Regions from separate parts of the Homo sapiens genome. Here region 2 is linked to region 1. Evidence: chromatin loops called from intact Hi-C (ENCODE). Cell type or tissue: heart left ventricle. All regions are shown on one strand.

Region 1 (5,000 bases):
AGAAGAGGAGACATTCTGGGGAGCAGTGCGGCTGGAACCGGCAGGGCTCAGAGATGAATGGCATCGGAGGCTGGGCAGAGTCAGGAATAGGGAGGGGCCCCCAAAGGCCAGGGCAGCCCAGACCATAGAGTTGCTATCTCTGTCTGAGGCCTCAAGACTGGCTCCATGTCCCTGACCTACAAATCGGAATCTCCGGCCTGGCCTCCTGGTCCCCAACTGCTTTCCTGACTTCCCCTAGGACATCTCAGTGGGAATCTCAAATCTCAATGTCCACTGTGCTACGCATGACCCTCACACCCGCCCCACTCTCTTCTCCTCTTGTCTTTATCTCAGGAAGTGGGACCCAGGGCTCAGGCTCCCAACCCCGGCAGCCTGGCTCCCTCTCACACTGTGTGCTGCCCACTGGGCTCTTGGGCAAGCCCTGCCTCCCGTCTACCCACTTCCCCACCGCCACCCCTGCACCTTTGTCCAAACAGCCAAGCCAGCCTCAGCCTTGCCAACGGCCTGCAACCAAGTCTCCTGGGCCAGCTTGTTCTGATGGAGCCATGCGTCCGCTTAAAACCATTCAGTGACTTCCCATTGCACCCACAATAACCCCCACGCCTTTCCTGCCTTCCTCCCGTCCACCCTCCAGAAATGCCTGCCTCCTTTCTGGGCCTCACCTGAGTCTTTCTACTTGCCTTTTCCTCTCCCGGGCTGCCCCTACTGTCCCTGTCTTACGTCCACACTCTAGTGGGGCTTGCTCTCTGGAACTCCACCGCTCCTACCTGCCCAGGCCCCAGCCTCCATCCTCAGGTCCCCTCAATGTCATGTCCTCCAAGAGAACTTGATCTAAAGCAGCCTCAGCCCAGCAGCGGGCCCCCTCCCCAGGGAATCTGCTGCATCACGTGTCCATTTCCTTCACAGCTCTTACTTTACGATGTCAGGTGGCGTGTTTCCATATTTATTAAAATTCTCCACAATAGGATATGAGTTCTGTGAGGTCAGGGATCTTGCTGTGTCTTTAGTACCAGTGCCTGGTATGCAGTAGGTACTCAATAAGTATTTGTTAAATGACTGAACAACGGTCGGCTTTCAGATTCAGGGGCGTTGGTGCGACAGTAAATCAGCAAACAGGGACACAGGACAGGTTGTGGGACTGTGGAGAGATCGGCAGGCAGCTGATGAGTGGGGCCACCAGCAGTGTGGCACCTCCAGCCTTCAGGGCACAGGTGGGTGGAGTTATGGGAGTGCCTAGGCTCCTCCTCCCACTCCTACCCTCTGCCAGGATCAGGCCCAGCCTGTACAGGGTCTATGAATTGAGTTCTTTCTCCTTCAACACCAGCCTTCACATGGGTGGATGCCACAGAAGAGGAGAGTATGACCCAGGAGTCAGTGATTTCCTAGGGGTCTCTGGGCCCCTCACCTAGGCTCTCAGAACCTCTAGAGATTTTGTTTGCAAAGCCTTCAGCAGAGTGCCAGGGGGGAACGGGGATGAGTGTCCCCAATGTGGTTTTTGTATGAATCTGCCTGTTCAAGAATGTGGAGGGGAAACTACAGGAAGAAACACAGCCTGGAGTCGTGGGGGAGGAGCAGGTCAGCGAGGCTTGGTCTGTCCAGGGAAGACCTTGGCAGGCTGCAAGAGGGGTGCCTTGGTGGGCTGCAAGGAAGGCCCAGCCCCTGGTCAAAGTAGGACCCCAGCCCCAGCCCTTTGCCATTTATTCCTTCTCCTGCCTGGACCCCCTGGGTGATGAGGACTAGGTGGGTGGGGTAGGGTAGGGTGGAGGCGGGGAGCTCACTTACCGTGGTGGGGTGTCCGGGGTGTCCAGATGCTCTGTGGGAGGGACAGCAAGAGAGCAGGCATGAATCTCCACCGCAGTCTGCAGCCTGTGCGCCCACCCCCACCCATGCCATGTGGAAGGGGTCTCGAGGAAACCACTGTTTTTGAAGCAAACAGCAGACTAGCAGGGTGTGAAGCTGTGCCATGGAACCCTGCTGGGGAGTTAGTGAGGAGAGGGGTGGACTGAGGAGCAATCCAGTAAAAAGTCCGTTCTTCTGAGCACCCTGAGCACAAAACACTTGATGAGTTCCAAGAAACGGGCAAGAAAGCCATTGTGGCCACAGCAGCAGCCAGGGCCACTGTGACAAAGTCTGATCTCACTAGAGTGTGAGCCTAGTGCTATGGACCTGGGGGTTCTGAGGGGCTCCAAGAAGCTCCCTCCCTCTCTGGGGCACAGGGCAGATTTCTGATCCAGATCAGAGACAGCAGGAGTGGCAATCTCAGGACACCCTGTTAGTCAATCCACCATGATCTCTGCTAGGAAGAGCGTTTCTCCTTGTTTTCCTAGCTCATGCCTACTTACATATTTTTATTTAGCTCTCCCAGCACGGCTTGTGTGAAGCCTTCTCCAGATGCCCCACCAGAGGGAGGCATACCTTCCTCTGGCTTCTGCAGAGGTAGGGTTGAGGAGAGCCCTTCTCATAGCACATTGCAATGATCTGTCTACCGCTCAGCACGCACTGCAGGGCAGGGGACCATGCCATATTCATCAGTGTATTCCTAGCACCCACACAGCACATAGTAGGTCCTCAGGAACGGTGCTATTTAGGAAGGTCTGTAGTCAGAGCCCCTCCAGAGGAATCGTTTACCGGGTGGTAGCAAAGGGACGGCTCTAGAGTTAACCGGGTCTGGGTCTCTATATCTCTGTGCTGCTATCAAAAGGCAGGTTACTTAACCTCTCTGAGCCTCAGCTTCCTTATTGCAAAATGGGATTTTTTCGTGCTGGTTACACCTGCTGGGCTTCATGCAAAGAGAGGAAAGCGCCACGATGCATAGGGCAAAAAAACCGACATTCTGGCAGTGCCAGGGGGTCAGCCAGGTGGTCTTATCTAAGAGCAGAGAGCCCCGGCCCGGCCCCTCGCGGCCACCCGTGTCTGGGGCGCACCCACCTGGGCGGCGGCGGGCAGCGCGGGCGGCCAGGACCCCGAGCAGCAGCAGCGCCTTGAAGCCGAGAGCGCCGAGCAGGAGGGCGACCGTCGAGGCCCCGCTGGCGCCATGGAAGCGGAACAGGTAGACGCTGGCCTCGGAGCGGCCCAGGCTGTTGGCGGCCGTACACGTGTAGCGGCCGTCATGGGTCAGTGCGGGCAGTTCGGCGGTCACTAGGTGGCCGTGACCCTCACGCGGGCTCCGCACGGCTGCCAAGCTGTTGCCCAGGGCCGGGCCGGACCAGGCGAGGGCGGGCGGCGGCTCCCCTTCGGCAGTGCAGAGCGCGCGGAAGGCGTGAGCCGGACTGGGCAGCACCGAGATGTTGACGATCCGCGGCGCGGCTGCAGGGGAGAAGGCGGGTGACTGTCACAAGGGCACCCCTCCCCTTAGCCCTTTGGACGCCAGAGCCGGAGGGGTGGGGGCTGGTCAGAAGGGAGGAATGGGCACTTGGGTGCCAGGCTGCCCCCGTCCCAATACAGATGTGGCCTTGGGCGAAAGATTCTATCATCTCTGCTTCTGCTTCTCCATGTGTAAAGTGAGGATCATGATAGCAGTTGCCTTAAGAGGTTGCTGAAAAGATTTGGCAAATTCATGCTTGTGGGTGCTTGGACTAGGTCCCGGCTCCCTAGCAAATGCTAAGTGGCCATTATTGTCGCAGAGCAGGGTGGGGGCTAGAGTGGAGAGCCACTGCTCTAGGGACGGGACCCTGGTTCAGGCATCTTTGTATATCAGGGTCTGGCAAAGTGCTAGGCACTACTTGGTGGGCTGTCTGTGCACCCCTGGGTAGAGGGGCTGCGAGTGTCTTTCCGGGCTGGTAGCACACACCACATTGCACCTCTTGGCATATTTAGGATTGCCATTCACTTGTCTTTCTCGCCTCTTCGTCTGAGAGCCACTGGGGACAGTCACTCTACGAGAGTCACGGCAATGCCTATTCCCGGGCCCACCTCAGCCCTTCCTGGGACCTGGATTCTGCATTTGTGTCAAGCTCCCAGGTGGTCCTAAACTACCCCCAGGTGTGAGATCCCTGGGGTAGAGGAGAGGGCTGGGTCTCGTTGCCCTTCCTGGCTCAGCACAGCGCCTGGCACCCACGTAGCCCTTGGGGCGGGGCAGGCGGGAGGGCGGGAAGGGAGGCCGGGGACCCGCTCCCACGCCGCCTCGCCTGTCACGTGCAGCCGGACGCCGTGGCGGCTCTCGTAGCGGTCATGGACGTCGCCGGCGAACTCGACGCGGCAGAAGTAGCGGCGGTCGTCAGCCAGGGCGAGGCGCTCGACGCGCAGCGAGAGGTCGTTGCGGCGCGGGTTGCCCAGCAGCCGGAAGCGGCCGTGCAGGCTCAGCGCCGTCTGGCAGAGCTCGCTGCCCCGCGCCGCAGCGCAGCGGAACACCTGCGGGCCCGCATAGGGCTCGCCCGCGCGCCAGATGGCCGTCAGCGGCCCGTCGTAGTGGCGGTGCGGGTGCGTGAAGGTGCAGGGCAGCACTGCCGCGTCGCCTGCCTCCGCGCTCACCTCGGGTGGCACCTGCATGGACCAGCGCTGCGCTGGCGAGCCTGAGGGCGGGGCGGGCTGCGTCAGGCTCGGGGCCCTGGGGTCGAGGCGCCCGCACCCGGGGCCTGGAAACCCCACGACCCAGGAAACGCTCCCCCAACCCCTAGCCTGGAAACCCCAGGACTCAGGGATCGTCCCCCACTTCCAGGGGAGCCGGAACCCCACCTTGTGACTTGAGGGGCAATTCCTGGTGCCTGCACCCCCAGGGCCTGCACTCCCTCGACTTGGGAGTGCCTGCGTTCCCGCGGCTCTTCCCTGGGACTATTCCCCTCTTCGTTTCCTAATTCACCTGCAGGCCCCTTGACCCCATATTCTTACCCTTAGTTTTTCCCCATCAAAACCTGCCCTGTGGAAAAACCCTGGGATCTCGTGGTTAAAACAGACTCCCAAGATCCCCGAGATGGTGATAATAATAAAAGCACTTACTGTGCACCTCTGTGTTGAGCAAGTTCTCCGTAGTATCTATTTTAGTTCTCACAAATGAGCCTACA
Region 2 (5,000 bases), 65 kb after region 1:
GCTGTTAAAATGATTAAAACAATACCTACTCTAATTCTTAAGGTTGATGAGAAGTTGAAATGGGCTAATGGATATGAAATAATTTGTATTATGTAATGTACTATAAAGAATTACTAACAGTTGCTGGGTGTGGTGGCTAATCCCAGCACTTTGGGAGGTTGAGGTGGGTGGATCACCTGAGGTCAGGAGCTCGAGACCAGCCTGGCCAACATGGTGAAACCCCATCTCTACTAAAAATATAAAAATTTAGCTGAGGATGGTGGTGGGTGCCTGTAATCCCAGCTACTCGGGAGGCTGAGGCAGGAGAATCACTTGAACCTGGGAGGTGGAGGTTGCAGTGAGCCGAGATCGGGCCTGGGTGACAAGAGTGAAACTCCGTCTCAAAAAAAAAAAAAAATTACTAACAGTAATAAGCATTGATCAAATCATTGGGGTAACACGAAGAGCTTTAAATTATCAATGATTAGAGATCAAAAAGAACCAGAAAGCCACTATCTGAGCCCTCAGTTGACAAAAGGATTCAATTCATCCATTCATTCACTCATGCATTGATGATTACTGTAGTGGCTAACATTGTGTCAGACACTGAACGTGCAGAAGTACAAGTTTCTGCTCACACCTCGCTCAGTCTGGTGGGTGACCTGATAAAGGTGGTAAATGGATATAACATTTACAAGGTGCTACAACAACACAGAAGGGAGACACCTGACCTTGGGAGGTGTGAGATGGCCTTCCTGGAAGAGATAATCACAAAACAAGTCTTACAGGACAAATAGGAGATAGTAATGGAAGAAAAAGGCTATGTCAGGAAGAGCAGCATATGTAAGCCTGGGTTTCAAAGAGGAAATCTCTTTAGAGAAAGTTTTATCAGTTTTATGTAGATGAGAAAGACTGTTGCCTTAAGAGACTGGACAGTTACATGAGGACCACATCAGTGAGGGCCTTGTATGGCCTCATGAACCACATTAAAAAGTATCAGCTCTCTTCTGTGCAAGGGACTCGCCAGATCATTTAGTCCAGTTTGTCACCAAATGACAGCATGAATCAGAAACACTTGGAGGGCTGTTGAAAGACATTCCTGGGCTCTCCGCTGAGTCCCTCATTCAGTAGATCTAGGACTGGCCTATAGTTTTCATTTCTAACGAGGTCCCAGCTGATGCTGATGTTGCTGGTCTGGGGACCAATTTGAGAACCACTTCTCTAGTCCAGCCTTTTCTTTCAGATAAACCACTGAGCACTAGAGGTGAAATTCATTAACGAAAGTCGTCAGCTCAAATAGGGCAAACTAACCGAGCAACCAGAGCTGATATCCGCCTTCCCCTAAACCCTTCGCAGTGGAGCTGTCCCTTCCAGGATCATCAGTAGCCTTACCTCCCTCCCTCCCCTTCAAGAATCCCACCCCTTCAGTGCTCTGCTTTTAGCGTCTGTAAGGGAAGGAAATTGGTTGCACCAACTTATGTTAGGATTTACTTTTAAAGAAGGTCCTTAGGAAAGGCAGCGTTTTAACCTAAGGGAGTGCATTTTCAAGAGTGGATTTTCAGGCAGGGAGCGCAGCAGGCGTTTCCCGACATGCCCGTGAGCAAGACTCGATCACGGCCCAGAAACCCTGCTTTGCAGAGGTGACCACCCCGGCCCGCCCGGAAGAACCGGGCCCGAGCTGCCGCGCCGCCACGGTGACTCGGCCATAAGACCCGCCAGACGGGTAAGGTTCCTGGTCTGAGGCTGCCCCTTCGGCTTTGCACAGCTTCCTCGTGCCGCCGCGCCCCGCCGCTGATTCCACGCTGCGAAGCGTGGGCCCAAGCACTGCGGCACTTGAGTCATAGCTTCATAAGCGACTTTCCTGAGAATGCTAGGGCTTGGGGTGATATTACGGACGGTAGCGTAACGTCCCTTCGGAAGGAACCCAGCTTCCAGCAGCCCAGTGCGCCGCCCTTCTCCTTCCCCCCATTTCTTCCCGCCCAGCCAAGAGTGTCAGGCAAACCCTTCCCGGCTGCCGGCAACCCAACAGTTCCGCCTTCTTCAGGGTTCTCAAGCTCAGAGTCTTCCAACCTTCCAAATACAGCATTCTGCCCAGGAGGTATTTCTTAAGGTTGTTGAATTCTCTGAGTCTTGAAGCTTGTAGGTCATCCCCTGTGTCTGTCTTGTTCTCTGCAGTTTAAGACAGGCTTAATAATAGCAACTAATTTTATTATTATTATTAACAGCTGCCTGAACAATGTCATGCCCTGTCTCTTTAATTGATTCAGTATATTGCTCATGGGTCTTCCATCTACATTGTCCTTCATTAGGCATGTGGGGCATTCAAACATGGACAGCACACACTTTCTGCACTCCAGGAACTTAAATATAATGTTGGGAAAACAAATACCACAGGAAGAGTTAACATACCATTCTCCAGCATTTTAGGTAGGAATGATACACACATGTTACCATCTGTGAATGGTAGAAGAAAGTCACCTGAGTGGGCAGTGGAGGCTTCAGAAAGGAGGTGGGGCTTGAAGTGTACTTTGGTGGGCTAGGTAGCTATTAGTTGGGTGGACAGGAGAAGAGGGGTCCTTTCCACATTGGAAGTGGAGTAGGAGGGAAGTGAGGTGAGGAATGACATGACCAAGGTTGGGGATGGGAAGACTGACATAGGTGGGAGGTGTATGTTGACATGTGAACCTTCATCTCCAAGAGATACAGTCCTATCTTTGTATTTTGGGTGACCATCAGCCTTAGTAATGCAACAAGATGTGACACTCCCCTCCCTATCTGGCCCCACCTGAGACCTAAGACAAAGACTGAGTAACACAGTCCTGTGGGCTCTGGCTTTTATGCCTCCCTCAAAGCCACTGGGAAATGGCACATACCTTTGGCAGGCACATGAGGTCCAAACAGAGAAACAGGAAGCTGTCTGGGTTTTATGGGCAGCCACATAATAGAAGAGTGATGTTTGTCTTCTAGGGTGATGTTTATGATTAAGAAGACCTGTTTAAACATGGTTAGTGGGTTATTCAAACCCCATTTAGGGAGAGCTAAAGGAAACCTTAGTTTCTATGGGTTCTTAGTTAATAATCAGAGCAGGGCTGGAAGAGAAGGACAGGATGTGGTGAGCAGAGGGGAAGAGAGAGGATTCCCAGGGGAAGACTAAAGTTGATAAGACACTCTGAACATTACTTCATATACTAAGGCTTTATTTATTCTAACAGACCTTTTCTCCTTGAAAAGATAATAAAATCTGTAATATCATCACTTCAAAGGAAAGGAAGCATTAAATCATTTTAGATTCAGAGGGTAGCAAGTTTTAATTAGGACTTACTACTGGGGGAGGCAGTGGGAGTGGGCATCTTCTCACATCTGGTGTAAAATTGATGATCTTTTTCTGGTTTGTGTAGAAGGCTATGAATAGAAGATGGAGAAGAAACACCAGGGAGACTGCTTGGTGTTCAGGCCCTCTCCTCCTAGGTCTCTACACAAATGCTGCATTGATTTCTCTCTTCTAGTCTTCACCTTGGAGATTCTTTAGGGCTACTAAATTCTTCTTTTAAGGTGGGGCATGGTGGCTCACACCTGTAATCCCAGCACTTTGGGAGGCTGAGGCAGGTGAATCATTTTAGGTCAGGAGTTCGAGACCAGCCTGGCCAACTTGGTGAAACCCCGTCTCTACTAAAAATACAAAAAAATTAGCAGGGCTTAGTGGCACCTGCCTGTAATCTCAGCTACTCAGGAGGCTGAGGCAGGAGAATTAATTGAACCCAGGAGGTGGAGGTTGCAGTGAGCTGAGATCAAGCCACTGCACTCCAGTCTGGGTAACAGAGTGAGACTCTATTAAAAAAAAATTATTCCTTTAAAATGAAACACTTTAATGGGAGGAGAGGAAGGATAATAGAAGGGTAAAGAAGGAAGAAGGCCAACCTGGCAAACATGACAAAACCCTGTCTCTACTAAAAATACAAAAATTAACCTGGTGTGGTGGCACACACCTGTAATCCCAGCTACTCAGGAGGTGAGATGGGAGGACTGCTTGAACCCAGGAGGTGGAGGTTGCAGTGAGCTGAGATCATGGCATTGCACTGCAGCCTGGGTAAAAAGAAAGAAGGAGAAGGAGAAGGAGAGGGAAGGAGGGGGAGAGGGAGGGGGAGGGGGAGGGAAGAAGAAGAAAGAAGAAGAAGAAGGAAGAAGAAGGGAAAAGAAAGAAGGAGAAGGAGGAGAAGAAAGAAAAAAGAAGAAAGAAGGAAGAGAGGCATAAGACCAGAAGGATTCTAAGGTTTAGGGCATCTTGAGGGAAGAAGATCTGAGAGGGGATCTTCAGAGGACCTTGGAGAGAACTGGATTGTTGGGAAAGGGCATCAACAATGAACTGAGAATGCACTAGGACAGACTTTGCCTAATGTGTGCTCAGTGATAATACAAAAATTGTGTTAAATGCCAACTATGAGAAATTTGCTTCAGAACTCATGAGGGTTTTTCAGATTTCTCTTGCCACTTGAAAAACTAATCAGAAACGTAATGACCTAAATCAATAAGCCCATTGTATTATGTCTAGTGATTTTGTGGGTCAGAAATGAGCGGGGGGGCTCTGCTAGATGATTCTGCTATTCTCTATGGAGTCTATGAAGATCACTTAATGGTACTCTGCTACCATTTAAGAGGAAGAAGTGGAAAAAGTCAACTAATAAATATTCTTTGAGCACCTACTTAGTATGGCACAGGCTCTGCTGCCAGAATGTAGCAGTCTCTTCCAACCTGTATGGCCTTGCAAGAGTCACTTAGCTTCTCTAAGTGTCAGTTTTGTAGGGAAACTTCCTCATGGTATTATTATGAAGTTCCAATGAGATCATATATATGAGTACCTATTAAATATAAGTTGGTGCTGCTGCTGTTTTTGTTTCTCTGGGAAAGCTATCTTGCTTATGTGTGGAAGCCCAAGGATATAGCAGACACGATCCCTATTATTAAGCAGCTTAGAGAGACAAGCCCTACACCACAGATGGATAATATAACAATGCACGATAGCA

The links. A loop is a pair of places that touch in the nucleus more often than their neighbours do. Peaks named below come from ENCODE experiments on the same cell type or tissue, not always from the same donor. Only the 100,000 strongest peaks of a DNase experiment are listed, where the experiment ranks them.
Region 2: it touches region 1 in a loop (1.9-fold over the local background); 19 of 110 quality-filtered maps call a loop at or near these places.

What each region holds. Positions count from the first base shown.
Region 1 is chr18:45,837,024-45,842,023 of GRCh38, reverse strand. It overlaps SIGLEC15 (sialic acid binding Ig like lectin 15), which reads right to left. Exons shown (of 6, transcript NM_213602.3): 2 at 4,936-4,995; 3 at 4,128-4,511; 4 at 2,929-3,306; 5 at 1,783-1,813. It also overlaps a transcript of EPG5 not described here. Among named protein-coding and RNA genes, the nearest start is that of SIGLEC15, 14 kb to the right of the region's middle. RefSeq lists an enhancer at 3,181-3,682. In heart left ventricle, CTCF peaks have their summits at 2,383 (motif pointing right) and 4,231; DNase peaks (open chromatin) are centred at 3,233 and 4,233; H3K4me3 peaks cover 1,464 bases; H3K27me3 peaks cover 2,618 bases.
Region 2 is chr18:45,772,283-45,777,282 of GRCh38, reverse strand. The region is part of intron 3 of LOC105372093 (a long non-coding RNA gene); the gene reads left to right. Among named protein-coding and RNA genes, the nearest start is that of SLC14A1, 51 kb to the right of the region's middle. In heart left ventricle, no CTCF peak of the experiment used is centred here; a DNase peak (open chromatin) is centred at 1,962; H3K4me3 peaks cover 1,143 bases; H3K27ac peaks cover 480 bases; H3K27me3 peaks cover 608 bases.